Regions from separate parts of the Homo sapiens genome. Here regions 2, 3, 4 and 5 are each linked to region 1. A link is a loop called in an ENCODE intact Hi-C map of the cell type or tissue named here. Cell type or tissue: heart left ventricle. All regions are shown on one strand. Links, peaks and the distances in the headings refer to the core of each region. The heading gives the core; the rest is flanking DNA. Region 1 overlaps NFIB-AS1 (NFIB antisense RNA 1). Region 2 has its middle 100 kb from the start of LINC00583. Region 3 overlaps NFIB (nuclear factor I B). Region 4 has its middle 140 kb from the start of LINC00583. Region 5 overlaps NFIB (nuclear factor I B).

Region 1 (6,081 bases), core at 780-5,779:
CTTTGTCTCTTTTGTTCCAAGCAGTTAGTTTGCTTCTTTCCCAGACACTGGGCTGATGGAAGAGCTTTATGGATTTTTTCTTAAAGGGACAGAATAAGCTAGTTCACCAGTATTATCGATTTCTCAGTCCTAACCAGTTCTACCTAAATGACTGGGTTTTTTTAATAGAAGGATCCTATTAATAATTGAGAGTCAGTGTTTATACTGTTTTGTGTGTGATTAACAAGAATAAACGGGTCGATTTCATCCTCCCCACTGAACCTCCTCCTACAGGGTTGCCAAGACTGCAGGGTAAAGAAAGGAAAGACAAAAAGGAGAAAAAAAATCCGTAACTACAAACAAAAGCAAATGAAGGGCATACATACTAAAAGAACTACCAACATACATTGCTACTTTCAAAAAAGAACAACATAGCCATCAAGATTAGAAATACAATCTTGAGGGTTTAAATAACCAGCAGAAGAGGGGCTTTGAAGGAAGAGGGGTGGTTGGGGCATTCTTCCCACACCCCTACAGCCTAGGCACTGCAGCTTCCACCTTCGGCCCTTCCCAGCATCCATCCTAGAGAATAAAAAGCCCAGCTCCAGGGGTTCTGGGAGTCCGTCTTGGGCCACTCTCCTGAGCTCGGCCTCCCTGGGGGAACTGGCCATTAACACACTTTCGCGGCGGAAGTGAGCGTGTTGAAGGGTACAGTCACTAAATTGAAAGGAGAGCTGCTTTTTATTCATTTGAGTAGAGGTAAGAGAAAGGGGCATCTCCAAAGCCTTTAACTTTTTGTTCCCACGGAGACTCCTAGCTTCCTCCTGTCCCAATAATTTAAATAGGTTCTAGTGCAAAGGAGGTAGCTTCTGTGGGAAATGAAATTTTAAAACATCCCCAAATTCATCTACCCTCGATTTTCAATTCCTCTCTAACCTTGCCCTAGAACACAGCCAGCTCTTTTTCTTAATCCCATCTTTCTCCATTCTTGCCTTAAAATCTCCCAGTGAAATCTAGGGTACCGGAGCTTAAAAATAAATAAATGCAATCAAAGGGTCTGAGGCTATGCGAAAGGTGCAGAGGAGTGGAGTAGGGAAAGGGAAGCAGGGGTTCCTTTGTGAACGGGATCCTTTATCTTCGAAGCAAACGCAAATCAGAGCCGTGCTTCTGCGCTCCGAAGTGCGGCTGCCACATTTGGAGAGAGCGGGCAGCGGCTAGCTCTGCGGGTTTGGGGGTGCTTCTCCTCTGCCCCATCTCCGTGGAGTTTGGTACTTAAAAGCCCAGTGTGTCAACCGCTCAGACTTGAAGGTGGTTAGGTAAAGAGTTAAGAAGCGAGGCGGCTTACACCCATAACTTTATCCTCCCCCTCACCTGTATTTTTCTCCCCTCACACCCCTCCCTCTTCAAACGGCCTTTCAAAGATGACTTAGGGGTTCCACGAATGTCGCTGCACGGTTTTGCTTCTCCTCGGGTGCCATTTCGAGGAGCCTAGAAACTTCCTGCCTTTCTGGTTGACCCTCCGCAGGGCTTTCTCTGACACCGCCATGGTGGCAACATGGGCCAAGTGGTACAGGGACCAGCCTAGCGGGTGGGAGGCCTCGCCTGTGGGCTGAGGAGGCACGACCCTGATCCCCGGCGCGCACAGTAGAAGCGGGACCTGTGCTAAGCCACGGGAAGGGGGGCGCGCCGCGGGCGCGGGGGGCGCGTGGGGCACGTGTTCACCCCAGCACTGGAAAGAGACTTGCGGTGGGCGCCGGAGTCAAGTCTCCTGATGTTCATGCGGAGGGGAGAGGATTTGTAGCCATCTTTGCTCTGGGTGGAGATTTCATATCCGCAGTCACACGAGGTAACCGACACCCCCCCCCCGTAACCTGAGCTAAAGGTAAAGGTGATCCTGAAACCGCTTGCCCCTGGGAACGTCGCTCCGGACGGGCGTCATCTGCCACGTGTGATAGGAGCCGTCTGGCCAAGTGGAAAAATCTAGGCTAAGCGCAGAGCACAACCCTGGCAGGGTCAAGTCCGATTTCAAGCCCAACCCGATGGGATTCAGAAAAGCCCGCCCAGCGTCCCCAGGCCCAGCAGTCCACGCCACACCGTCGGCGACGGATTTCGTTTCTATTCCCCGCACGCGCCCCAGCAACGCAGAAGGAGATCCAGTTTCGCCACAACGTTCCCGTTGGCTTGCTGGTTTGAAAGTTGAAGCCCCGGGGTAGTAAATTTGGCTACAAAATCTCAAATCTCGTTAATCCTAGACAAAATAAAAACATAATAGGCCACAAATTAACTAGCTTGGGGCGGTTTCTGTGATGGTCACCTGGCGGTGCGCAAGGAGTTATAGAACCTTGAGGGGGGGATCTTTTCTATCTCTAATTACCTGTATGTGTAAAGAACTCAAGAAGACGTCAGAACAGGGTCTCCTATCAACTGCTACCTATTGCTGTCTCGCAAACATCCCCCTAAACCCGCTGCATCGACAGCTTCGGGTGAGGGTGGGGTAAGAGGCACTTACTGTGAGGCCGAGCTCCCGCACGAATTAGCCTCACAACAGGACCTAGGTCTCCTAGGGAGACGAAACTAGGCCAGCGAAATCGCGGCCAGGGAGCCCCTGGCCCCCACTCGGGAGACAACCCGCCCGGCGCGAAGGGTGCGTCTCCTGAGCTCCACGCCGGGAGCTGGAAGGCAGGCAGACGCGCGAGGCTTGGGAAGGGTGGGATCTTAAAAAAAAAAAAAAAATCTTAAAAAAGAGAAATAAATTTGAACAAAACTAAACTACAAGCCCGCAGTTCCCCGCCGAAAGCGAGGTGGGGGAGGAGGGGGCGGGAACGGTCGAGGCACTGAGAGTGGGGGATGAGAAACGAACTCCGTCCCCTGCACAGTCAGTGCCTTCGGGGGCTCCACCACCGCGCGCTCCCACCCTCAAGGTTTGGACTCCTAGGGGAGGGAGAGGACGGGAGGGAGAGGAGGATAGGTGGAGGGGGAAGAGGGACTCCTTTTCTCCTCCTGCCAGCGCCAGCTGGGGCAAACTTGAGCTGGCAAAGCGCGAGAAAACTTTTCTTTGGAAAGTTTAGGTAGCGCAGTTAGTGGCGGAGGCTCAGGGCAAGCTAACAGTGCTGGGGCGGGTGTGGAGGGAGTGAGCTGGGTGCGATTGGGAGAGGGGAGAAGGGAGAAGGGAAGGAGTGGCCAGCTCCCTAGGCGGTTGAAGATCCAAGTCTCTTCGGTCAGGTCCGCCCAAGGTCCCAGAGGCACTGGGGGGTCGGGTGACTGTGCGGAGTGTAAAAGACATTTCCTTAGGAAACAGACAAGGCAGGGCCAGGAGTTCCGCGGTTTTTTTTCCGTGCAGAAATCACTACCCGGCGACGGCTCAGGGCGGTAGAGGGCAAGTCTTATCTGCCAAGGCGGGATTAGATTCTCTCGCCGAGGGTCCCAGTATCCCGCCGCCCAGCAAGGGCCGAGCGCGCGCGCGCGCCAGGGAGCTTTGGAGCGACGCGCGTAGTTTCGCGTCGCACGCGGTGTCTGGTCTCCGCGCACCACGTGCGCTCGCGGTCCTTGGCGGGGACGTTGGTGCTAGCGATCCGACAGAGCACCCAGGACTAGGTTTTTGTGATGCCCTAACCTGGGCATTTATGCTGGGGGCGGAACGAAGTCGCCCAACCCAAGTTCTCCCTGCACCCTGGGAAGGAAATGTGGTGCGCCCTCTGGGGCGTGAGGCCGCCGCGGCCCATTCTACACACCTACTGGCATTCCGCTTTTCCTTACTGTGCGCCAGGGGAAGGCATAATTCAATTATATCATACAACTGCAGCGCACCCTTTTCCTTTTTTGCTTTGAGGGGAATTTTCCAATTCCCAAATAAATACCTATGGCTCTAAAGCCGAGTTGGGTTCTGTAGTAACTACCGGGGGTGAAAAAAAAAAAAGACCCCAAATTGGCTGTGAGTTTACAGCCTGAAGCAGCTTATTTAGGCTCGCTGAGCGCCGTTCCAAACGGCAGGGCTCACGCTATTTCGGGAGAAGTTGGAGGGTGGAGAGAAAACAAGGTTATTTAAAGTGACTCCCAGAACGCAGCTTTCGTTCCTAGACTCTTTAGGTGTCAGTGCTTCGGCTCCAGTTTAGCACGGCACAGGCGGCCCAGCCTTTGATATTTAAGCCAGGCCAGCGCCCGGGTGAAACTACCTGTTGGGGGATTCTGCCGCCTGGAACCCTTCTTCTTCTGCGCAATACTGGCAGCAGTGGGATGGCTCTGGGGGTGCCACGCGAAGAGAGAGGGCGGAAGAGCCGGGAGCAGCGGACAGTCAGCTGCATGTGGCAGTGCCTAGCGAGCTGCTCCCGCGCCTCTGCTCGCTCTTTGAAAACTGGAAACAGCCCCCTGTGCTCTGTGCTGGGCCCCTGGCTGCGGAGATGGGCCCAAACTCGGCACGATTCTCTAAGTTCGGAAACCACGAAGCTTGCGCCTTCATGCGTGTCTAACATTAAAAACAAAAAAACCTCCTGGCGGCTTCCTGGGCTCCCGCCCCCACCTTGCGCTCCAACACCCGGCACTTTTCCCTGTACCGAAATTCACTTTACTACTTCTTGAAATTCGGAAAACTCCACCGACGCTTGGACTCGCTGCAACCCAGGGGCTGCCTAAAGCTCTCGCACGAGTTGCTTGAGGGAAATCACTCTCTGCTCTTGCGAGCAAACAGATCTCTGTATTTTTAAACAATCTAACTGAATGGGGGAGCGAAGCTAGCGAGGACAATTTGAGCAGTCTTTGTAGCCTGTTGGGAGAATTTTTGGAAGCTAGCGGGGTGGGGGTTTGGTCTCGCATGCGAACCTGTGGGAAGGACAGTTCAGGCTGGGCCCTGGGGCTGGAAGTCTCATTTGAGGAGCACACGGTCCCGAGAATGGCACGTATTTAACAACCTTCTTTAGGGCAAACTCTGCAACGGAGCCCGCCCGACATTAAATTTAGGGGGTGTGGAAGCGTAGACTGGGTTCAACCGGGAAATTTTCCCCGAGACGCCAAAGGCATTCCGCGTTATGTTTCCCATGCGGGTTTCTGCTTTTTGATAGCGAACCCCACTCCGTTTTGGGAGCAGCGAAATTTTGGAGAGCCCCAAAGCAGGGCTCGTTTGGGGTCCAAAGGGAAGAAAAGACTTGATCTGTGGCTGGGGAACAGCGGCACTTTATTTCCTGGGGCATGCACTTACATTCCCTACGGCCACAAAGCACCCAGCTGAAAACGAAATGTGGGCAAATATTAGGTAACTACGGAGAAGGAGGGAAGTTAGCCTCATCTTGTTTAGGATACTCGCTTTAACAGCGAGGACTGATGGGCTATGCGGAAAAAAGAATTTATTAGTGACAATTTCTTGCATAGGGATGAGAGTTGAGACTTCGAGCTAAAAGACGGCTCAGAACGCTTCCCGCGCGGCAGTCCCCCGCCTCCCTTAAAAAAAGTCATCCTGTCAATATTGGCTCTTAAGTCACACCCCCATTACCGGTCCACAGTGGCATTTCCCTTCCCCGTGTGCCCCTTTCTATACCCACTCATCTGGGCTTTGGATTGCCCATGATCTCTCCCTGCCTGGAAAAACTCGTGCAAACTTGCCCTTCACCAGGCACGCACGCACGGGTGGGCTTTCCCCAGGAGGGTCGTTTGGCGGCCCCGGGGACCCTCCTGGGCCTGGGAAACCCGGAGTATTTTCCAGCGCTCAGCCTCGGTGCCTCTGTATTATTTCGGTTCAGTCCCAGGGGCCCCGACCCAAGGATAATAAACAATGCCGCTTATTAGAGATACAAACGGGCACAGAAAAGAACCACACGGAAAAGCAAAGCACAGAGGCATTTTAACAAGTGGTTAGGCATTCAGGGCAGCCTGCGAAAGTGACGCAAAATTAAAAACGAAGGGCGTTTCTCTAAGAAAAAAACAGACTTTCACAGAATGCAGATTTTGTTAAAACATGATGGTTGGAACTACGTTTAGTTTGGTTTTGCCTCTGGAGATCAGTCGGAGTTGTTGCTACCTGCCCTTGCCTCGCTGCAAATCGCCACCCCCGCTGCCCCCAATTCCTATAGGGCGAAAGACCTGGGTGGGGTGGGGGGGGAAGTTGGGGGTCTT
Region 2 (6,081 bases), core at 329-5,328, 320 kb before region 1:
GATTAACCTAAAGCAAGAAAGTTTGGAAAATGACCTTAAAACATGTTATATTTTATTCAGGGAATAGGTAAAAGATTTTTCCTGGATGTAAATAATTAAAAGATTCCCAGTTGACTTTTGGAGACTCAGTAGTTGAGAGCCCTTGACATGTCTATTTCTACAGCCTCTGTAATTACCAAACAGGAATCTTGAGCCTCTGTGTATTTATCAACCATTATTTATAATCTCTATGTCTCCAGGCAAATGACTTAATCTCTCTGAGGTTACTTTTGTCTGTGAAAATGCATCGTTATCCAAACTCTATTGGATTGTAATAATGCTTAAGCGAGATCAAGTGTGAAATGTGCATGGCATGCAAGAGGTGCTCAATAAATGGTAACTTAGAAAATAGAAAACCAGGGAGAATTTGAGAGGCATTCCTAGGACTGACTTTAAAGTGACTTCAACTACCACTTTCACCTTCTCAACAAAGTATTAGGGACACATTAGCAGTAACCCTGATATGTGAAAGCAAGCCACAAAAGCCTCTAGTAGAAGCAGTTTTGAGATAAACATGATCCAAATATGCCTTATTGAGAGCATCCTAATCTCAACAGTCAGTGGTCAAATAAATGACAAGTTTGTGAGCAGAATCAGGAATAAAAAAGCAGTACACTCCAGTATATTCCTGAAACATTAACACACACCTGTCAGGAAATGATACCAAGAAGCAGGACTTTCACAGTCCTTGCGGATGACCTTGCAGAGGACCCCAAGTTACACTGATGTTTAAGTTTAAGGTACCCCAAGTTTTGGAACCATCTGTTCAAGTTCTGGCCAGATTTCCATGCAGTATGCAAATGTCCTAAGAGAAAAATTATTTCCCAGGTTACTACAAAGAGATGTATATTCTGAAATTTTTCCAAAGAAATTTCTGTTATACAGAATATGGGTTTGGGGAAAGGTTATTAAACCAAGCCACTAAACTTCAGCATTAATGGACTACATACAAGGGGAAAAATACATTGTTTTAATAATTAGGAACATATTGATATTAATTTTATTATTTTATATGTGTTGAAATGGCAAAGATGTAAAAAAAACTACCAACTACTAGAATATTGAAGAATTTGAGGATGAAATTCACATACACTCCACATATAGTGGTGGTAGTAACATATAGCAGAGACTTTATAAACCAATACAAAAGTATGTAGCAAGGTTATTAAAACAGATTCATAATTTCTGACCTAGTAATGCCAGTTTTGGAATATCTATCCAAATGAAGTAATAAGGAATATAGTCAAATATACATATTCACAGTTATCACATTATTTATAACAATATTTCCATTAAAAATAGAAATACCCTAAATATCTTATAAGAAAACAGGCACATGGTACTATTATTATAAATTATGGAGCCATTACAAACCATGTTTTCAGCCGGGCGTGGTGGCTCACGCCTGTAATCCCAACACTTTGGGAGGCCGAGGAGGGTGGATCACGAGGTCAGGAGTTCAAGACCAGCCTGGCCAACATAGTGAAATCCCATCTCTACTAAAAGTACAAAAATTAGCTGGGCGCGGTGGCAGGTGCCTGTAATCCCAGCTACACGGGAGGCTGAGGCAGAAGAATTGCTTGAACCCGGGAGGTGGAGGCTGCAGTGATCCCAGATTGCACAACTGTACTCCAGCCTGGGCGACAGAGCAAGACTCTATCTCATTAAAAAAAAAAAAAATGTGGTGACACTGAACAAAATAAGGATATAAAACAATTTGGAAAACCAAACGGGGTTATTGTACATTGTCTTCCATGTACTCTCCTGCACTTACCAAATTTTCTTCAGTGAACATAGACTTATTTTATATTTAGAAAAAAGCAATAAACATTTACACCAAAAAAAACCTCTCAGCATTCACAGACAATCAAAACAACCTGTAGAAATGCCACTAACAGTATCTTTGAAAGCCAAACCATCACACTATTCTTTGTATTGCAGTTACCCAGAATGCCACAGAGATTTTCATATGAAGGAGACTGGTTGCTTTCTTTTTTTTTTCTTTTCCTTTTCAGGTCCATATTGCTTGATCTGAGCATACTGCAAAGTGTCCTAAAAGCCATATGGGAGATAGACTTCTTCGCAGCTGCAAAGGAAACATTTGCAGAACAGAAAACACCAGAAATCACAATACATTCTTAGTCATAGTAAAATGGAACGCACGCGAAATATTGAAAACATGGAGTGGAGATTTCATTTTTAAATATTTTAATTACCAGAACAGAGCTGTTTGATTCTATTTCAGAGCTCGGTAGATGAGCAGCAGCGGGGGGGGGGGGGTGGCGGCGGCGGGGCCAGGGAGGGGAAATGGAGGAAAAAGAACAACAGCCACTCGGAGTGAAAACAATCATCAGTTAACAAATGGCAAAGAGAAATTAAGTCTTTCTAGCTGAACCGTGTTTTGTTTCTTACAGAAGTTTTACTGCTGTAAAATGTGGCACGTTTTGTACTGTATGTTCTCTCGGAAAAGCCAAACAGAAACCAGTCATCATGGTTTCCAGAGAGCAAGGCCTCCCCTTTCTCATGTTTCAACTACGCAGTCTCCACTTGGGCTGGGGACCGTATCATATATCATAAATCACTCTCTGATAGATATTTGGCAAGCAGTCAGCACCCCAGGCTATGCAACAAACTATAGTATGGAAAATTTTTAAGGTGGAATCTTGATTTTGTAACTTAAGGACTTAACAGCATCTCAAAACATTTTACTACTTCCTGGTACACACACACAAAAAGCCAAGAAAGCAGAATTCTCCATATGGTTTTCGGTTTTATAGGATATATACACAATAAGCCATACAACTGTAAACCTGGAGGCGTTCTCTTGCTGTTGTTACTTCAACTCCAGTGAAAATGAAAACAAAATTAGAGAGTTTTATCTCAACCTAGCCCATGAAAGAGTCAAGTCACCAGGAACTTCTAGAATCTGCTTTTTAACTATCCATCCCCCTACAGTTAACTGTTCCACACCTTCTTAGAAACTAGAGGAGGCAGCAGGACTAGGGGGTTGGGGACAGATTTTATTGTAAGATAATAACATGCTGTCAAAAGTACTGTCAGGGATTTCAACAGGAAGGCTTATACGTTGACAAGAGTCATAGAAACCCCAGTAGAGTCTTCCTCCTGATTTCAGGCCCAAATCCGAGTGTTTGAGAGTCCCTGAGCATGCACTCCCACCTTCTCAGATGTTGCAAACTCTTACTCACATGTTCTTCTTCAGGAGCCTCTTTCAACAAATCATGCTTTTCTTTTTTGAAACTGCAAACTGCATTTAACCCCCAAGTCACATCATCCCAGCCGACACTAGGGGCTGTTGGAATACCGCAGCTCCCAGCAAAGCTACTGCTAAGAAGCCAGTGAGCCTTTCTGTGCACGGAGGGGTTAAGTCCATGGTATTTGGACGTGCCCAAATGTTCTCAGTGTTCTCGGGCTGAGCAATTCTTAGAAGGGCTAAATAGAAACGGGGGAAATGTGGAGTGTGCGGTGTGGTATTGTGCTTTCTGTGAGAAACAATGCATGGAAAAACAAAAGAAAGAAACTGAATAAATCCTTTTTGAAGTTTAAAATAAACGCTGCTTTTTGGTTGTTGTTGTTTTGGTTGTTCACAAATTACCCATAGTTTGGGCAGGCTAAATATAAAATTTGCAATGTCGTTTATTTAAAGTGTTTCTGTCCAATCTCAATCAATTTGAAGAAGAAAATTAAAGCCAAATTTAGACAAAATGTATAAGTGGTTATATGTACATATGCTAATTCAGAAATAACATATATTCTAAGTATATTATGTGTTTCCTTCCCCACTCCACCAACCCCAGTTGTCACTGACCAATTCATTCTTGAGATTCTGTTAATTCCCATCAATGAAAGTCTCGCGCTTTGTACTGATGAAACTCATAGGCTCACAGGTCACCTCACAGTCACTTGTGACCCCACTTGCAGTTGATCATCAAGTTCCAGACTGGACCTGCCAACTGCTTCTAAAAGAAGAGAAATTTCTTTCTAAAGGAAGCACTGGAGTACGGTCCTGCCCAAGCCCAGCCAGCCTAACAGTCCTTCAGTATCTTCATTTCTGCCTCTCTTACATCAGTGGTTCTCAGGCTTGGCTGTATATGAGAATCCCCTGGGAAGCTTTTAAAAATTCCAAAGCCCAGGCTACATCCCAGACCAATTACATCAGAGTCTCTGTGGGTAAAACAGAGGCATCCGTACTTTGTGCAGCTCCCCAGCAATTCCAGGTGTAGCCATGTTGGTAGCCACCCTCCTGGCTGGGATTCCTGCATCCAGTCTTGCTCTCCTGTCAGTGGATGATTCTACTAAAACTAAGAGTGAGGTTACTCAAGTAGTATATATGGTCATGTTTTCTCCCTGTTTAACAGACCGCAAGGGTTCCTTCCTGCCTACAGAAAAAAATGTCCATATACCTTCCCATAACAGTCAAAGCTTCCTGGCCTCCATGTCCCTCTCTATCTTCCTGCCAATCCCTGCCTCCACACTCCCCAATCCTGTCTCATGGAGCCACCTGAACCCCCACATGCACCATTCTCTCACTCACATATCCAGGCCTCAGAACGGGCTGCTCCTTCCAGCTAGAAAATTCTCTTTCTCCCTGCCTAGTACATTTCAAATCTAAATTCTCCTCATCTATTTTTGGACCCAAGTCAGGTGTTTCTTCTTGGGAAATCCTGCTCACCAACACACCCAAGATGTCCAGCTGTCACCAACGCTAGTATGTCCCCAATATCCTAGACTTACCTGGAGTACAGGTAGAGAAGTTGCCCATGACCACTGGTACTCTTCCCAATTTTGAGTTTACCTATAGTACAGGTAGAGAAACTGTCCATTTACCTGCTTTCACTCCCACTAGTTGGTGACCACTTAGGACACAGAAGATTCCTTGCCCACCATTGTAACTTTGGTGCCTGGTTCAGCACCCAGCATGTGGTGGGAACACAGATTGAGCAAAAGCTGAGTGGTCCCAGCCAGCTGTAAGCATGGAGCTTCACTTTCCAATTCAATCAGGTATACTGTTTGTATTAGTCTGTTTTCATGCTGCTGATAAAGACATACCCGAGACTGGGCAATTTACAAAAGAAAGAGATTTATTAGACTTACAGTTCCACATGGCTGGGGAGGCCTTACAATCATGATGGAAGGTGAAAGGCACATCTCACATGGTGACAGAGAAGACAAGAGAGGTTGTGCGGGGAAACTCCTTTTTATAAAACCATCAGATCTCATGAGACATATTCACTATCATGAGAATAGCATGAGAAAGACCTGTCCCCATGATTCAATTACCTCCCACAGGCTCCCTCCCACAACACGTGGGATTTATGGGAGTTACAATTCAAGATGAGATTTGGGTGGGGGCACAGCCAAACCATATCATATCCCTGGCAGAGAACACTTCCCTGAATGTTTGAGTCAACATTAACCTATTTTTTCTAAGGTACATAGAAGTGTCAACGTTCTGTAGCTCCAATGAACTGGACACTGAGAAGTAGCTGGGAGAAGGTGGAGTTAGATTTGTTGTTAGGAATCAAAGGGTCTTGCAAGCTACATCCTCAAAAGTGAAAGATTTTTGCTGAATATATCAAGAATCAAATAATTCTAGTTGTTGACAAGACTTCCACAAACTACTTCCTATTTGGTTCTCACTAAAAAACGAAAATGCCACCAGTTGCAATTGAGCATGGGAAGACATGTAAACCATCAAATCACACTCTGCATTTATGATATCCTTGGGTTCAGCAACACTGCATTTATCTGTGGAAGAAGATCGCAGATAAATGCAGGTCTGCCTTCAATTCTGTTTTGTTTTGTTTTGAGGCAGAGTCTCTGTCAACCAGGCTGGAATACAGTGGCACAATCCTGGCTCACTGAAACCTCCGCCTTTCAGGTTCAAGTTATTCTCCTGCCTCAGCCTCCCAAGTAGCTGGGATTACAGGTACACACTACCATGCCTGGCTAATCTTTTGTATTTTTAGTGGAGATGGTGTCTCACCATGTTGCCCAGGCTGGTCTCGAACTTCTGAGCTCAGG
Region 3 (6,081 bases), core at 649-5,648, 250 kb before region 1:
TCTGTTTCACATATGAGGAAACTGAGGCAAGTTAAGTTCCTTGCCCAAAGTCTCCCACTTAGCCCTCAGTTATGACTCAGATCTGTCTGATTTCCCTGGCCATTTCACTATATTATATTGCCTACACAGGAAGTCAGATGACTTAACATAAGAAAGAACTTTTGAACAGAGTGGTCTGAAGGCAAAATTAATTGGCTTCAGGAGACAGTGAACTTTTCATGCACCATACAAGCTGGATTATAACCTAGCTAATGTTGCGAAAGAGACTAGTGCACAGAATATGTAGCTGGTCTAAGTGGTCAAATGATCTGAAATTCTATGTATTCATCTCCTCTGAAACAAATCTAGTTGAAGTTCTACTAGGGTGAGTTCTACAGCGTGAGGATTAAGGCGGAAGAAGATACCCACTTCTTCCTTTTAAAAAGATGCACTATTTCTATATGTCTTATCCTGGATAAACTGGGCAAAATAGTTCATCTTCGCATCTACCTACAAAGAGTAAAGAGCTATACCTTTCAGTGAAAGAAAGGCAGAAATTGCTCTCGGCAGCCATACCAACATTTTCTGGTTATGTTTTTTTAAAATTATGCATTATGGGAGTGTGTCTTCTAGGCCAAAAAGAATTGGGCCCTTACCTTTTAGCTCACTAACACCTAGGAACCACAGGGTGCCACATTAAACATGTATGAAGCCATTACATTGAGCCAGAAACCAAACAAAGTCAAAGACTTTACATCACCTATTATTTATTTGGAGGTGATGAAACAATAAGAGCTATTTTAAGAATGGCAAAAATCATTTATTACTAGCCTGTGTGTATTTGATAATGGATGAGATAACACACTAGTTAAACAGTTTATGAAATGTCTAAGTATCCAGTATACGAATATTTTTCAGGGGAACAATAGTATTGTCCATTTAGAATTTATATACTGGTTTAATCATGAGAAAATACCATATTTACTTAAAAGATAGTAAATACTCTTTCAAGAAGCTTAAAAAATATTACAGGAAAAAAGCACAAAGAGTTGTACATATTAATACATACCTCAACTGTAACAGTAGCCACATTATTTACAGATGGCAATAAAAATGAGCAATGGCCCAGAAAGCATGGGGAATAAATAAAATAAGTATTTTAATTTAAAAGAAGCATTTGCCTTTAGTTCCTTTGCAACATTTCCTGATCTCCCCAAGATGGAAAGGTTTTTACTTCCTTGGCTAAACACTCTAATTTTATTGGCAAAATATTAACACACAAGTATTAGCATTTCTTGTAAAATGCACAATAAACAGTTCTCCTTATTAATTGCTGAAAACCTGTTGGGAAAACTGTGCTGCCCTGGGTTGTACATGGGTGCATTCGGACTGGTTGCTTACTTCAATATAACACAAAGGCTGCAGATTACGTCTTGTGAAAAAAATGCTCGCTCAGACCAGTAGAAGGAACAAACACTTAAGTTGAATCTATTTATGTATTAGAACAAAGAAAATAGTACTTGATAAATATACCAGTTGCTAGCACTTATATAATGTGTATTATTTGCCAGGTACTGTTCTACATGCTTGACCTACCTTAAAACTTTTAATCCTCATAACAAATCTATGAGAAAGACCATTATTATCCTGATTTTACAGATGAGGAAACTGAAGCGAGGAAGTTAAGTGTCTTGCCCAACTCGTATTGCTATTAAATTGTAGAAGGCAGGATTTGAATTCGAGCAATGTCATTCTAGGATCTGTATTTCTACCCACTAAACTTTTCTCATCTCCCCTTCCTGTGAAGCATAGTTTACTTTTCTCACTGGACTAGAAGTTATATTATCACTGAATTATGCAAGAGACTTTGTGAATTGAGGTTCATATCACAATGAAATTCCTGTGGAAGTATAATTCTTGAGCCCAAAATTCAGCACAAATAACTGTGCTTTATTCCTCCAATTCCAGTTGCTTTTCAGCTGAATGCAGTATTTGCTTTTGTCTTACATATGTGCAGATGTGGCTGTATGTCAATAATTTGTTTGTTGAGTTCCACTTCAGATGAGGCTAGCCTGGAAGTGAAATACACAAAGTGTTTTATACAGGTCTTGGGTTTCTTCGATTTATTTTCACCGTTTTTAGGGATCATTATTGCCGTCGGAATGATCCTCTTTGCATGCAAGATGATTCCTAATGATTATTACTATTTGTAATAATCTGTATCAGAAAGCTCCCTGGCTAGCTCTTACCTGAACTGCAAAGTACTCTTGTGGGCTCTCTGGGAAACACCAAATATCATAAACTGCAGGTGGCTCATGGAATTATTCTAACTGCAAGCAATAGGACTTCACAGTAATGAAAGAGAAACATATTTGTTTCTTAACTAAGTAGGTAAATAGCCTTCTTTATTGCTACTCCTTGGGGACCAACGGTTTTGAAAATAGCATATCAAAATGGTAGCCCATCAAACCTCATTAATTTATATTCAATTGATTCAGAAGTTTTTTGTTCTTAGGGCACAGTGGATTGAATGTTAACTTTACCATGCGTGAGTGCTAGCACTTTCTAAGTAAAATAATAGCATCTACCATTGAAATATTTTATCTAATAAAGAGCACAGGGCAAGAAAAAGCCACTCCATATGGGAGCACTGCCACTAAATATTAAATGTGTTCCTTATAATTACTGCACTCGTTTAGTAAAAAACTCTTACATAATACTTGAAGCCTTCGATATAGCAACCTACACTTAAATAAAAACTTCCTTAAAATGTTCGGTTTAAACATAAATAAGAAAAAAGCTCTTCCTCAATTGGCCAAATTAAGGACTTATAAAAAAATTGTTTGATCTTTTTCAAATTTTAGAACTGAAAATGAAAGATGAAAAATTATTATGAAGATGACTAATTATAAATAAATTACAGTACACACATGCATACATATATAAGAACTCAGGTAGCTGTGGGAGGTTTTAGCCAATTAAAAATTATACAATTATCAGGCTCAGAGCAATTATTTTATCTCCTCCCACAGACCACAGCACAGTGGAGAAGCCCACATGTTGATTTCCAGCCTCTTTCTGTCTGTATTCCTCTCTACCCTGGGCTTCTTTTCAATGCTATTGTTAAAAGTGGTACTGCTCCTCTTATTTGCATATGTGATGCTTTAACAGCAGATAAAATTCTCTACAAAAATGGTGCTTCAAAATAGTGCCTTTCACTAGAGAAAATCACCCAAGGCATACTAAATCAAATAGAAATATAAGTTTTATACAAAGCAAAAAGAGATTCTTTTATAAATGATTTTCAGTTAAAAGCAAAAATCAGCATTATTTGCACAATTTTACCTCTTAAAGGTGAAACTTACTTGTATCAGAATGCTGAAGCATAAAATTACAAATGATTAAAGAACTGAACACATTTTAATATCATGCTTGCTACTCTGTTCACAAGGGCAAAAGATCTTACATGGGCAAAAGATCTTCCTGTGTGTGAAACAAAGTGAGCAAGAGAGAATAATTGTAACTTTCTGCAATTTCAGAATATTCAAAATTCGTGTTCTTCAATTACTTGACCTTAAGATTTTGCCATTTCTTTTATCATTTATTATGTTTATTATGATATTTATTCATTCATAGTCTTTGTTATTTAAGTAAATATGACTAAAAAAATCATCATATCCCTACTAACAGCACTAGCAAAAATGAGAACCAAAAAGGTAAGCTAATAAATGGTGCACTGGCTGTCGAGGGAACTGATTTCTTACGGACGAACTACATCTGTAAATATGGCACTTTACATAAAACATATTCAAATAAAGTAGGGGTTTAATATACTTCCTTTCACTACAAAGGGTTAATCAGCAAGGTTTACATTTGGGAATTTTCAGAATCACGCTCCTCCCTCTCCAGTAGCGCTGCCAAAAATCATCGACAGGAAACGTAAGATTAAGTTTGTCCTACCTAAGCGAACAAAGAGTGCTCTGAACAGGCCACCGGTTTACTGCAGAGCGGGAACTTTTCTAATCCTGCTGGAATCTGCAGTCCTGCTCAGAAAATATCACGGAAAAAAGTTGTTTTCTTTCCTCTAACATCTTGTCTCAGGATCATCTCATTTTGGTCACACTGCAGATCCTGCTGCTTCTCCCATAAAGGTTAACTTAAAGCTCCAAACATAATCATGTGGAAAATGGACATTATTGATTCCTATGGTCCATTGTTCCCCCAACCTAAGTCCCTGAAGTTCAAGTTCAATCTGGAATTACATCATGTCTGGTTTCTCCTGGTTACCAGACGGCTTGAGACGTGACCACAGCTACAGAAAAAACAAACAGCCTTCTTCACGCTTCGGCTCCCCTATCGATTCAAACGTAAACTTTTTTTCTTTCTCTCAAGTACGCTTCAAGTATGGAGCATGGTTAATTTAGAGATTAAGTTCCAAATTAGATTATCTAATGGCATCTTAATGGATTGCTGACCCATTTCCTGTGGGATGGCAGCATGCAAGTCTGGCTGGAATACAATTAATTTCTTAGGAAGTGTTCTGAAGAGTTTGCCTAGATAAAAAGGAAATGTCGTGTTGTACAAATCTTTCTTTATAAATGGAGAAAGTTAGGCAAAACTACGACAAATCCCAACATATTATTCAAAAGCCAGACCACAGATGTTGTGCGTCCGTGAAAACCATATCAAGATCATTTTTAAGAATGGTAATGTTTTTATTTTTGATTTCATAACAGGTGCAAATAATTTTGATGAGAATAGAGTAATTCCTTTAAAAAGAATATTCATATACAAAGACAAAAGTAGTTAGCAGCCCCTTTACCAAACAATGATCATGTGAAATTTTGGTTTTTGCAATTCTCCACCTTGAACCAAAGATTCTTCCATTCATCTACCATATCAGCATTTCTATCATAGTCCCAGAGTGGTGCTAGGGGCCCAGAATGGTGTATAAAAAGTTGAGGATTTGAACACACTTTAGAGCTGACAGCTGAAAAGGAAATTCAGCACTCGGAGAATAAAGCTCCCCCCAGGAACTCCAGGAACAACCCAGCTGTTGTACTGTAGTTATGTGTCAAGATAACAAACTGAGAGCAGGAAATGCTAACCTAGTGAATTCGCGGGGATGTTCTAAGTGTAATGTTGAAATAAAAGTTAACTCTTTATATTACCTAAGGACATACTGCCCTTATCATACGTATGCCACATATATGTGGAGATATACACACACACTACATACACACACACATATAGATGCATACACACACAAACACATATATGTAATACAAACATATGGTTTGCAACCCATTATTGAAAGTTATTTTTTGTTTAAATATTCATTCTTTTGAGAGCATACATTTTACAAAGAAAATGTTATGAACAAAGCAAGGAAAATGGCTGAGGTGAGTGTTATGCAAATTAAGTTACATGGATAAAATGAGAGCTATTACCCCCCCACACTTTTTTTTTCTTTCTTTCTTTTTTCTTTTTTTTTTTTTTTTTTGCCCTCCCTCTCCTGACCAACCAGATCCAAATAACCTTTACTGGCTGCTAAATTTCTCTTGAGAAATCAAGCAACTCTCTAGAATTGCAGTAATAAACGACAATTTCTTAGAAAAACATGTGTAAAGTAACTACAGAATGAAGTATTCAACCCACAGAAAGGAACTGCTAACACATGTAACACGGAAAATAGCTGATAAAAGTCTCTTTGGTGCCATTCAATTATGGCATCCGCAGAAACACAAAAATCCTCCCAATTATTTTAGTAAAATCTTCATTTATTCATTATTTCAGAGGCTGAGCAAATGGTTTGTGTAAACATATCCTTTGGTAACACGCGCATGTTTATTTTAGCCATCTGAAGACTTCTTCTATGTTTACATAAGCCATCAGACACATACAACCACTCACTTGTGGCTTTGCGTTTTCTTGAAAGGGGTGAAGGGAGAGAAGAGAGAATGAAACAATAAATTCAGTTTCTCTTTTGCATAAAGCACTCCCTCTAATGTTTTAAAATAGCTTATGTTTGTATTATTCTTGGATTGTCCTTCAGCTTTCTTTTTCATTCAATTATATTGATCTTTCATATCTGACAGTACA
Region 4 (6,081 bases), core at 589-5,588, 560 kb before region 1:
ATGGAAACTGCTTCTGGTGAAGATACTGTGAACATTGTTGAAATGAAACACAGGATTTAGAATATCATATAAACTTAGTTGATAGAGCAGGGGCAGGGTTTGAGAGGATTAATTTCAGTTTTGGAAGAAATTCTACCATAAGTAAAACACTATTAAACAGCATCACACGCTACAGAGAAATCTTTTGTGAAAAGAAGAGTCACTCAATGAGGCAAACTTCATTGTTGTCTTATTTTCAAAATTGCCACAGCCACCCCAACTTTAAATAACCACCACCCTGATCAGTCAGCAGCCATCAACATCAAGGCAAGACCCTCCACCAGCAAAGATTGTCACTCACTGAAGGCTCAGATGATCGTTCACATTTTTACTGATAAAATATTTTAAAAATAAGGCATGTGTAGTCCCAGCACTTTGGGAGGCTAAGGCAGGTGGATCACTTGAGATTAGGAGTTCTAGGCCAGCCTGGCCAACATGGTAAAACCTCGTCTCTACTAAAAACACGAAAATTAGCTGAGCATGGTGGTGCATGCCTGGAATCCCAGCTACTTGGGAGGCTGAGGCACAAGAATTACTTGAACCTGGGAGGTGGAGGTTGCAATGAGCTGATATGGTCTCAAAAAAATTAAAAAAAAAAATAAGGCATGCACTTTGTTTTTGGGTATAACACTATTGCACATTTAATTGACTATAGTATAGTGTAAGCATAACTTTTATGTGCCTGCGGAAAACAAAAAAATTGTGTGACTCATGTTATTGCAATATTGGCTTTATTGTGGTGATCTGGAACCAAACCTACAATATCTTTGAGGTGTGCCTGTATTGAGTCTTTTACTCTTCAACATTCAGCAGGGCATACTGAGCCTAGGAATCGCTCTTTAGGCCCAGCTCCTGTTGGGTTGACTGGTGAAGTATAAACAGTTCTTTCTAGCCCTCCAACTCCTCAACATGTACCCAAAGTTAAGTCATGAGAAATAATATTCAGGAAGCATTTCCTGAAAGACACAGGATTCATCATTTTAGCCCTGCTCTAACCCAGCACAGTGGAGTTTGAATAGTTGGGCCCCTCTAGAATTACTATGTTTCCTAAATTTAATTTTATGGCCTAAAATTTTATTTTATGGCCACCAAGTATGGCAACAGGGTACAATTCCACTGTGCCCCTTCACACGGACAAAGATGTGAATAGTGTCCTTTGGAGCTGTTCAACAGGTAGTCCTGTCTATAGGATGGTTCCATGAACATCAGCCTAGAATTTACTAGAAAGGTTATGAGCCTGTCTCTTATTCCTTCATTCTGTATAAGGATTCACAAAAGAGAACTCCCTCAGGCTTCAATGCCTGGAGCAATGTGCTTTTCCAGATTAGTTGTTATACCTCCAGGGCACAATGTAACATCTGTTTGACATTTTTGTATAGTTTTTTTTTTTGGAAATTCAGAGAAAGTTCTATATAGACTTTCAATAATTACAAAATTACATGGCATACATTTGTTATATTATTATTCCCTTTAATTATTCCTTTATCTCGATAAACTCATTTTCATCTTTTAAAAAAGTTAAAAAATTATTTAGCCTTCTCATATTCTTTTGGAATAAGTTAAAAATAAAATAATGCATAAAAGTAAGGTGTTCATTAATTTTTAACTTAAAGCAGTATGTATTTTTTTATATTACAGAAGCAACACATAATTATTATAGAGATATTAGATAACACTGATTATCTAAAGAGCATCAAAAGAGAAAATAGATGATCAAAGATCATCAAAAAGAAGAAAGTAGAAAATACATATAATTCCAAACCCAGGTATTTACTATTTGGTAGCTTGTTTTTTCAACACATCAATAGAGAAAATGCATTTTCCATGTTCTTTTGATGTGTACATAGTATATCTGTTGATTAATTTTTGAGTAGTATATTGTATTCTATTGCATGTATATACCTAAGTATAATTAATTGTCTATTAATTTGGGGCTTTCAAAATGTTTCATAATGTTCACTGTTATATACAGTATTACAATGAACATCTTCGAAGCTAAATCTTTAAAAATATTCTCAATAGTTTCATTTTAATAAGCTAGATTAATTTTAAAAGTATTAAAATAATTATAGATCTGATACCAATGAAGATCAACTCAATCAAGTCAGTCTCTCTCTCTCCCGCCCCTGCTTTTTTTTTTTTTTTTTTTTTTTTTTTGAGATAGATTCTCACTCTATTATCCAGGTTGGAGTGCAATGGCACAATCTCAGCTCACTGAAACCTCTGCCTCCCGGCTTCCAGCGATTCTCATGCCTCAGCCTCCCGAGTAGCTGGTACTACAGATGCCTGTCAACATGCCCCCCTAATTTTTTTTTTTTTAGGAGAGACAGGGTTTTGCCATGTTGGCCAGGCTGGTCTGGAACTCCCAGCCTCATGTGATCCGCCCAAAGTGCTGGAATTACAGGTGTGAGCCACCACACCCAGCCAATGTCTCTACATCCATCTCTTTGATTTTACTCTTGACCAGTATTTCTCAAACGTCCTTTTACTTGAAGAAAAAAAATTTATGACTTCAATCCTTCTAAGTCACTTTTTGAATCACACAGCTTCTTATATATTTACAAATATAAAAGCAGGAATGAATCCATATGCTACAGATATTGGTGAGTTGCAGTTGTGGTCTCTGAAAGGTGGTATCCATGTAGTCACATTTTTCAAAATAAATAAAAGATCTGCTGAGTTTGATGAGGTTTAAAAAGGTATGAGTCCTATCCAGGACTATGATTTAGTCCTCACACATAGTCTACTAGCCCTTATAACCTTTTAAAAAATGTATGATTAATAAAACATTTTTCATTGACTTATTCCTGGAGCTTTGCTTCCATTGAGACCACCTGGGGCTTGGAGCACCCAGATTCTCTAGTGAGCTGATCTGAATGCTATGCCTTCAAATTGCCTACCTGAAGCCTCCACCCCTTCCTCAACTAAAGGATGAAAATCGAAGCCAGAAGTTCAAAATACACCTCTGATTTTGAAGAGGCTGTTGGGATTCTTAAATAACAACAAAAAGTAGTTTGGTGCTCTTCTCTGCACATGCTACAGTAAGCCTTTAGGGGAATGTTCTGAGAGTGATTACTGTCGTGGTAAGCAATGGTTTTTGTAGGTGCTGGTTTGTGGGGTGATTACTTGGGCTTAATCTCTTTCTCATGGGTAAATGTGAAGCCTCTCCAGTTCACATTTGTTATTCAGGCAGAAATCAACTGAAATTTGTCTATAAGAAGATATTGGGCTGGCCCCTGTTTTGCCTCTTAGCGCCCTTCCTTACCTATCCTACATGCAAGCTCCCCACTGGGAAAGGGCAGCTTCCTCCATGGGATCTGTCTTGTATCTTGTCTCCATATTGTTGCTGGGAAACCTCTTCTTGAAGTCAAGTGATAAAGTTGCACTTCTGTTTCCAATGGCGCCCGTCCAGCCCGAAGTGAGACTGGCTGCTTTGTGAGAGCTTCTCAACTGGGTCGCCAAGCACAGTAGTGCAGCTGGAAAGTGTTTTCTCACTGTTGTGCCCCAAGACTGCGGTTAGTTTCAAATTCCTATGAATGTGACTAAAAAATGTTTGTGTTTTAGCCACAATCACTAACAAATTACACTCAGCTATTCAACGCACAGACCAAAAGAGAGCCTGACCCCATTATCAAAACTCAAACCCAGATGGTGAGGAGTCCCAGCCTAATGAGGGCCTCTCAGTCATTTCAAACAAATTTCTTGTCAATCATGCCACATTGCATATGGGGGTCTTCTTTCAAAGACATCCAAGTTTGAGGACTCAGAGGCTTTCCACGGCTAAGCAATGCCTTCCTCCTAAAATTACTCATTTTTCAAGAGCTTTGAGAAAATCCTCTTCTCTCCTTTTCCTCCCTTCCTTCCCTAAAAAGAAAAAAAAAAATCTATCCTGTCTACACTAGACAACTTTATCAGACTCAAATATCAAAATTGGAGCAGCCAGAAAGTCTGAACTACATTCTTGGCTCACTCATCAGGGAAAGAAAAAAACAAAATGAACTCAGAAGAAAAAGAAAGACAATATCAAAAAGCTTTATTGAATAGTCTTCTGAATGTAAAATAAATTTACCAGAAACTGTAATTCCAGGATCCAATGCTCACTTTGATTGCAATAAAGAGTTAGAAAGAAAACCACACTGTTGTCTGGAACTTGACAAAGGTACAAAGAGAATCCCCTGTTTTTCCATCTTTCTAGATGAGATGCAGAATTTTGCCCTCTGCCCAAAAGGCTTTGGCCTTACAGGTCTGTCTTGACCCTGTGTTTGCTCCTGTTCCATTTGGTTCTTTCCTTACTCTCAGTGAATCAAAGCCTGACCTCTCCTTGGCTTTTTCTCCTTTCTCAATACTCCATGCACGCTTCTCTGACTATGAAGTGTCGCCCCTGATGTTCTCTCTGGCATCTCTTGCAGGCTGCCATGCTTAGTGGTAAATTCCCTCCCCTGGAGAGGCAGTCACAGCTGTGTGTCCTACGAAAGGACTGAGCTGCTTGCTGCGTGCAAAGTAGAAGAAAACCAGTGTAAATCGCAGTCCTAATTGCCCATATGGGAGATTTGCAAAGAAGGAAGTGAGTACAATGAAAGAGCAGGGCAAGTCGTAAGCAGAAGGCTGAGACCGGAGTGCTGAGGGAAAAGCAGCCACCATATCAAGAAGTTCAGAAATTGTTTCTGCTACTGCTGCTGAGGATTCAAAGAGGGTTTTAGAATAAAACAAAGTCCGCTGGTGTGAGGACTGAACTCCATTTTCTGTGTGAGTCTGAGTAAAGAGAAAGATAAACAGAACCTTTCACCGATAGGCATATTTTAGAGTTCAAGTGTGACATGATGTGTCCAAAATAGATTCCACATGATTGGAGCAGATCCAGAATCCCAGTCCCTGAATAGCAATCAGTGTTGGAAGCTAAGAGCCGGCATCCACTATCATCACATGAAACATGGAAGAAACGGCAAATCCTATACAGCTGTTAGTGAGTAAGGACAAGCCATACATGGAGCTGTATGCTATGGGCACATTTTCTTAAATTACACAGCTTATTTTAAATTGAGGGTCTATTTGACTTTTTACATGTCTTTTAATGAATACCCAGACTTTACAAAACTTTCTTTTCATGAATTTTCCTTTCAAAGAAGGAGAGTTATGCTCTTTGCAATATTCAATCCAGGCAGAACTAATGACCCAAGGGCTTCATGCTAGTTTATTTTCATAAAAAGCTCCCCTTAATTTGAAATCACATAGGGTTCCAAGAATCTCAGAAGACAGAGGCCAAAAGTCCAGGGCCCTATATGACTTCGTCATGAAGAAGGCTGAGAGATGGTGGGAAGCTTCACTTTCAGGACCAGGTAGACTGTCCTATGTGGTCTGTCACTCTCTGACAATTTTCAAATAGGAGAAGAGGGGAGGAAAAATTGAAGAAGAAAGGAGGCAGGGAGTGAGAAAAAGAAGAGGAAAGAGAAAATGAGGCACTAGAAGAGAGATGAGGTTCATGGGACTCAGACATTTTCTCTTCTATTTAAGGACAACTATTTTCCTTTAAAATAGTCACCAGAAGGCCTTCAAGATCAGTCCCTCCCATGTGGCTAATGTTTAGAACATTTAAGAAATCTTTAAAACTTTTATAATTTGAGAGGGTCAGTTGTAGGTCATTTTCCAGCACACACACACACACACACACACACACACACACACACACACAAATCTAAAGGGCTCTTGTTGCTAAATGCATGTTTGTGAGAGATTGTCAATCAATGAACGATCCCTTGTGCCATGTTTTTTGGAGCCATACTACTATCAAAGTAAGAAAAGTAGCAATAAATGAAGAATCAAGCACTTATGGAGAAATGGCTGGTACAGCCATGTGCTACAACTGTACTCATACTGGCTAGGAAGTCAGCATCTGACCTCAAACCAAAATGATAGGAATTAGACAACTGGATCTTTCCTTTTGTGTTAACTTTCCCTTCATTACTTCAGTGTCCCCATATGTATTTGAAATTCTGTGACTGCTACTTTAGCACATCATGGACTGTTTGTGTTTACAGATATTTC
Region 5 (6,081 bases), core at 535-5,534, 76 kb before region 1:
CCACTTTGCTGTCAGAATTGTCTTCTAAAGGACCACCTAAATATAACAGCTTGAAAGCTTGATGATCTACCCTCTGGAAACTCTCTAATGTGGCATTTGAAGCCCTCAGCAACCCTACTCTTTCAGCCTAGTCTCTTACAACTCTCCTCCACTTCGCCTACACAGGCTAAAGTCTAGTCACCCTCCCCTGATGGTTCATGACCCCCAACTACCAACATGCTTTCCCCATCCCCAATGACTTACCTTTTCTTGTGCTGTTTCCTGCCTCCAGGACCCCCATGCCTCACATCCTCGTCTAACAAAACGGTGCTCATCTTTCAAGCTCATTTCTTGAGTCATGAGAACCTTCTTTGGATTCTTGTGAATTCTGAATTGCCTCCTCTGTACTCCAATAGCTCTTTTTATGTATCTGTGTGGCATTGTCTACTATCTGTTTCATATGAATTAGGTGCTTAGTTTTATGTTTCTGTTTCCACTGCTAGATTAGATTAGAAACTCCTTGAGAACAGGGATTACTTCATTGGTCTTCATATTTCTCTAACCTTTAGCATGCTCCTAGACATGTAGTAAGCACAAAACAAATGTTCACTGAATTAGACATACCCAAAATTAGAAGTACTAAAGAGATATTGATGGTGACGGCTTTGGGTTTCAATTGTAAACAGTTGAAGACCTAGGTACAGTACAACCATTTATTAAATTACAGATAGTATCAATCTCCACTTACCACTAACTGTGCCTTATTAGCAATTGTTTCATGTAGTCCTTGTTTCAGGAAACTTATTTATGTTCTAGTACATATGAGTAAATATACATTTTAAACTTTTTTTTTTTACTAACAGTGGCTCATGTTACGAGGTCCTCTACTATATTAAAAACATTTTAATAGACTTTGTCCACAGACTGAACTTTTACTTTTTAATGTGATATCACATATAATACCACATCTCATTCTCTACAGATTCTGAAATGATTCAGGGACTTTTAAATCAGCATTTGCCAATAAAAAGACAAATTTTTCAAATTCTGCATCATATGTAAAACTAGCTCTTTTTCCTTTCCTTTTTTTAACATTACAGAAGACCTAAAACCTTATATTTGATGAAGGTTCTAAGTACAAGGATCAAACTATAATCGTGTCATTTCTTCAATACTTTCAGTACTGCTCCCCGACCAGGATTTAGTTTGCCAAATTACGACATCATTTTCAAAGTGCTACTAATCAACAGAGAGGGCAATGAATGAATTCACCCATATACATCTGTCAGGCTATTGAGCGATAAAGCATGGTATTGAGACATATGTGTTCTTACCATCTGCACACATTACAGCAATGCACTGCACACATATATGTCTGAACCTAATGTTACACGTGAAAAAGAAAAGCATTCATGCCAACCCTCAGTACAATTCACATCACATCAGTTCTACAATTGGTGGCTTTATGTTACTCTACATATACCTATATGTCCCGATTTTTTTTTCTTGTGAAAAATGATTAAGACACAGAATCAGATATACTCTTTAGGAGATTAGCTTCAATCTTATGCTAACAAAATCGCAGTCACCCTCAAATGGAGTTATGGCAAGCAAATTTGCTTTCTCAGAACTCATAATTTTTACTTTACTCCTCTGAAAACTACAGAGCGGCAAGGAAGTTGAACTGAATAAAAACAAAATGGCAAGCTATATATATTGATTAATTTTACATTATATATTTTGGAAGGGCAAATTCATTATTTATACAGGTGCTACCTGACCTCCATCCAGCAAGTTATTCATTTTAACCTATTAACAAGCACACTATAAACAACAATGAAAGTTACATGACCTTACACAGCTGTCTCAAGCCACTGTACTTCCATCATTAAGGAAACTGTTAGATGACCCTGTTGTCAGAACACACTAAATCTGTCTGAATAAGGGAAAACAAAACTTTGTCTCCAAAGGGTAAAAAATAATAATAATAATCCTAGGCAGAGTTCCTGTTCACACTGTACAGTTACTATTATTATTTATCATTTCTTATTTACCTGTGTTTTTAGTATAAACATTCCTGGAAGCTTTTATACTGCTTGTGGCACATAGTCAGTTGCTTATTGCCAAGGGAAAGACTTTTTCCCCAGAAAGGCAATCTGTGCACATGCTAATTTGAAAGACAGGGTAGGAGCTGCAAGTGTTTTAATAGCCCATTATCAAAAATTATCCCTTGGCTATAAAATCCCCAGACCATTGGCTTGAGATCAGCTCAAAGAAAAATGAGATTACAGAATTTAATCTAGTGAAGGGGAGTGAGAGATGAGTTCTAAAAAGCCTTAGATCACAAAAAAAAAAAAAAAAAAAAAAAAAAAAGGCAGAGGACAGAAACAACATCAGCTTAGATTAAACCTTCCACACATTTACCTCCTACAAATCTGACATGTTCCAAGACTGATTTTAATTTTAAAAAGTAAGGTGTCTCTTTGCAACATTTTAATAAGTAGGGAATGCTCAGTGAAAAATTACATATTGAGGTGACAGGAAACAAAACAGCATTTTGTCTTAAATTTGCACAACCTAATTTATAGCAATAAAGCAGAACCTATGAGTTCTGGTAAATGTCAGGGCAGTCATGTCCATTACATATGTGGATAGGTATGAAGCTGAGTCTCCGTAGGCCCTTCAAAAATTGCACACAGCCGCCCTAATGCAAACCAGAAGTCTCAGGCTGCTGGATGAACACTCAGATTCGCTCCCATGTGGATATTTAGAGAGGGTCTCCTCCACCCCCATCCCCATTCTCACGTATGCATGTTTTAAGAGACCAACCAGAGGCCATAACCATGGAGGTGGCTCATTAGAAGAGACCTCCCACCCCAACAAAATCTGGCCCAACCCCCTGCAAAGAAAGCACCAGCGTCCCATAGAACCTCCCCCTCTCCCCCTAACCTCTACTCTCTTACTTCTCCTCCCCCTTCTCCTCCTCCCTCCCCACACCCCTCCCCATGAGCATCTGCCTGGCCCAATCTCGCCTGGGCCAGCTCCAATAACAACATCTGCTTGGCAGCTTTTCAAGCCCACGGATAGTTATCTAACTGAGGCTTTTGTGCTGTACTGTTTATTCTATGTGAAGAAATGCCTCCTTAGTTGAAAGAGTACTTTAGAAAAACTGTGCAGCTATTAGCAAGTGAAGCACAAGGCTAATAACCCCCACCTGCTCATCAAATTAATTATGACATCTGAGTCATTATAACTCAGAAAGAAAACACGACTGCAGATTTGTCACATGTAGGAATAAACATGTATTAGGACCGGGAAAAAAATCAGACCAAGAGACTCAGCTGGACGAAACACATGCTTCCACCTTTCAGAGACTGGAAATATGGATCCTATCTTTCCAAGTGAAACTGACGAAGAGGGATGAGGTGGTTGGCCAGATAACCACACTGCTGTTACATGGAGCAAAATGAGATAAAGTCAGGGATTAGGGAACCTCATGGAAAACACTGTAAGGTTGAATAATAATTTATTTAGAAAAACTAAAACTCTATACAAAGCCATTTCACAGAGCAAAACAAAACATACTGCCCACAATGAACGTGACCCTGTGTCATCTGGTCCATCTTAAAAACACTCATAAGAACTCTGGGTAGAGAATTTTTGTCCCTAGGTACAAAAGAATATTTTAAGGGTGCTAATAACTTTAGCAAAGAAATACCTTAGAAGTAAAAATAAAAACTTGTCATGAAGTTATTGCATTTCCTAACCATGAGTGCATAAGACTAGTATTTTTAAAAGGCAAATTCCATCCAGTGGCCATTAAAAAATTACATTTAATAGTCAGACATGTAACAGTATATCTCGTGATCAGTAACATTTTGCTAATATTTCATACTATTAAAAGGCGCAAGTTTCCATTATACGTTTTGAACAAACTTAAAATAGCTACTAACCTCTTTTTTCCCCCACATATTTCTGGAACTTGCAACTATAGCATACATGTTAAAATATCTTACTCCCAATTTTTCAATCTGGCTTTTTGTCGTAATTTTAAAATGCAAGTAAATTTTAATAAAGGTAAAATTATTTTAAATAGAACATGACTTAATAGGATGATGACCCATGCAATAGAGCCATGACATTTTTCCTTGCCATTATTTTAAAGGAAATAAATTATAACATGATATTTGCATGAATCATAAAATGCTATCATTTAAAAACACTCCTACTGAAAATGTTTGCAGCTATAAATTTAAAGCCTCTTCATCTTCCTGCAATATCTTTAGTATTAAAAGAACTTTTTAAATTCTTTTCTAGCATTTGTGCTGCCAGTTTCATAAAACATAAATCCTTCTATGAAAGCATATGACTCTTGCTAAATAACATCGGCCTGCTCCACTTTATCTTCTACCTCCAGGAAAGTCATCCACAGTAGCAACAGCTATAATCAATTCTCGCAAAAAAAAAAAAAAAAAAAAAAAAAAATTCTATCTTTTTATAAAAGCAAAACCCCCAGAAGAGTTAATTTTAAAACAGAACATGCTACATTTTTAAATCCTTTGAGGTTTAATATATTATGAAAGCAAATCTCAGGAAGCAATACAATTAGTCTTTTCTCTCGGTAAACAATTTTGTGTTAGAGTCTAATGCTGAGTTGATTTATGTAAATGTGTTACTTAGCCTCAACTTAAGATATAAATCCAGAGTAAACATAACAATGGCAATCCCGACAGTCTGCTTTGCCAAATCAGAAGATTTAGTCAGCCTAGACTAAAAATGAATTAAGATTATATTGAGAGTGTCAGTCCTAAGTCAAGAAAACATGCCCAGCCAGGGCACGCCAGGGAGAAAGAAGATCACTCATTAACGAGCCAGCAATGCTACAAAGCTTTTGCTCGTCTGGGAAAACATGTTCCCAGTTTTAAACTCCACAGCAAATCAAGGCACTCTTTTTAATAAGTACATTTTCCGTCTCTTTCCCCCTCATCAATCCCAAAAAGAAACTCAGCTTCTCTGTGTATTATCTGTGTAACTCTACATGTCAAACTACAATAGGCCTTGTATCCTTTAAGGTAACATGGGCCAGTGTCTGAGGTGGAGTGGAAGACTCGGGGCTGTGGGGAGTTAATGCCTCCCTTCTCAAAATAACTTTCAAGTTGTCTATTAACAACTAGTTCCCATAATTACATATTAAATTTCTTTACCATGATAGGTTACAGTTATACATCCCAAATAAATCTGACTGTGGAGTACCTGCCGGCAGATTTCTGTCTCTGTTTCCCCAGACACATTGACACACAGCTCAGAGACAAGCTGGTCAGGCACGCTACACAGAGGTCCGTCTGTCCTCGCCTAAAAAGTAAATAAATTATTTTGTGAAAAATATCCTTAGCAAGGATCAGTATTATTGTCAGTGTGACTTTAAAATTCTAAAGGCATGCCAGAAAGAGGGCTACATAAAATTCAGCAGTTTCCAGATCATACACAGTACAGAGATTCTCATACCCACTTAATCTCAGCACGCATCTCCACCCCTACTTCCTTCCCAATGGTATGTGGTCTTGAAAACACAAATGTTCACGTTTCCTGAAGCTGAGCTGCAAAGGAAAAGTCTCCTCCCAAGAGGCAGAGCTGTAGGCTTTTGGTGCCCCCGAAATTGTTCACTACAGTACAACATAATGTGACACTCACCACAATTAGCCACAGGGAAACAGTCTTTTTTTCACCTCTGATGTCATATAATAGATTTGAGATCACATCAGTGAGCAATGTTATCTACAAGTATTTTTGGAAGTCTTGTTAAAAGAGCCACGATACTGCAAGCCTAACTTGAAGTGTAAATGGTGAATGCTTCTCTATATCTCATCTTGACCACTACTTTACTGAAGAGTGAAAAATGACAGATGCAAATTATTTTTCAGAAAGTAGACATTTCCACTGGTAGTTCTTCCTCCTAAGTGATCTTTTCTTCTCTCTCATGCTCTACCCCCTTTCTCTCTCTAGCATTCTTCCTCCCTACACACACACACACACACACACACACACACACACACACACGAAGACATCCATTAATATTAAGAACAGTCTTCCGTAATGTTTTTC

The links. Hi-C counts contacts between places; a loop is a spot of excess contacts. Peaks named below come from ENCODE experiments on the same cell type or tissue, not always from the same donor. Only the 100,000 strongest peaks of a DNase experiment are listed, where the experiment ranks them.
Region 2: it touches region 1 in a loop (3-fold over the local background); 11 of 110 quality-filtered maps call a loop at or near these places.
Region 3: it touches region 1 in a loop (2.4-fold over the local background); 12 of 110 quality-filtered maps call a loop at or near these places.
Region 4: a loop joins it to region 1, with 1.8 times the contacts of the local background. A loop is called at or near these places in 3 of 110 quality-filtered maps.
Region 5: it touches region 1 in a loop (3-fold over the local background); 5 of 110 quality-filtered maps call a loop at or near these places.

The regions. Positions count from the first base shown.
Region 1 is chr9:14,344,456-14,350,536 of GRCh38, forward strand. All of the region lies in intron 1 of NFIB-AS1 (NFIB antisense RNA 1), which reads left to right. It also overlaps a transcript of NFIB not described here. Among named protein-coding and RNA genes, the nearest start is that of NFIB-AS1, 30 kb to the left of the region's middle. RefSeq lists an enhancer at 4,347-4,846. In heart left ventricle, for the core only: a CTCF peak has its summit at 3,673; DNase peaks (open chromatin) are centred at 2,018, 2,686, 3,236, 3,566 and 3 weaker places; H3K4me3 peaks cover 4,335 bases; H3K27ac peaks cover 5,000 bases.
Region 2 is chr9:14,027,899-14,033,979 of GRCh38, forward strand. No RefSeq gene overlaps it. Among named protein-coding and RNA genes, the nearest start is that of LINC00583, 100 kb to the left of the region's middle. In heart left ventricle, for the core only: a CTCF peak has its summit at 3,344; no DNase peak of the experiment used is centred there; H3K4me3 peaks cover 2,064 bases; H3K27ac peaks cover 4,217 bases.
Region 3 is chr9:14,092,412-14,098,492 of GRCh38, forward strand. All of the region lies in intron 10 of NFIB (nuclear factor I B), which reads right to left. Among named protein-coding and RNA genes, the nearest start is that of LINC00583, 170 kb to the left of the region's middle. In heart left ventricle, for the core only: no CTCF peak of the experiment used is centred there; no DNase peak of the experiment used is centred there; H3K4me3 peaks cover 1,660 bases; H3K27ac peaks cover 2,943 bases.
Region 4 is chr9:13,782,864-13,788,944 of GRCh38, forward strand. No RefSeq gene overlaps it. Among named protein-coding and RNA genes, the nearest start is that of LINC00583, 140 kb to the right of the region's middle. In heart left ventricle, for the core only: no CTCF peak of the experiment used is centred there; a DNase peak (open chromatin) is centred at 3,448; H3K4me3 peaks cover 869 bases; H3K27ac peaks cover 2,673 bases.
Region 5 is chr9:14,268,256-14,274,336 of GRCh38, forward strand. The region is part of intron 2 of NFIB (nuclear factor I B); the gene reads right to left. Among named protein-coding and RNA genes, the nearest start is that of NFIB, 43 kb to the right of the region's middle. RefSeq lists an enhancer at 5,563-6,081. In heart left ventricle, for the core only: no CTCF peak of the experiment used is centred there; a DNase peak (open chromatin) is centred at 3,006; H3K4me3 peaks cover 862 bases; H3K27ac peaks cover 2,209 bases.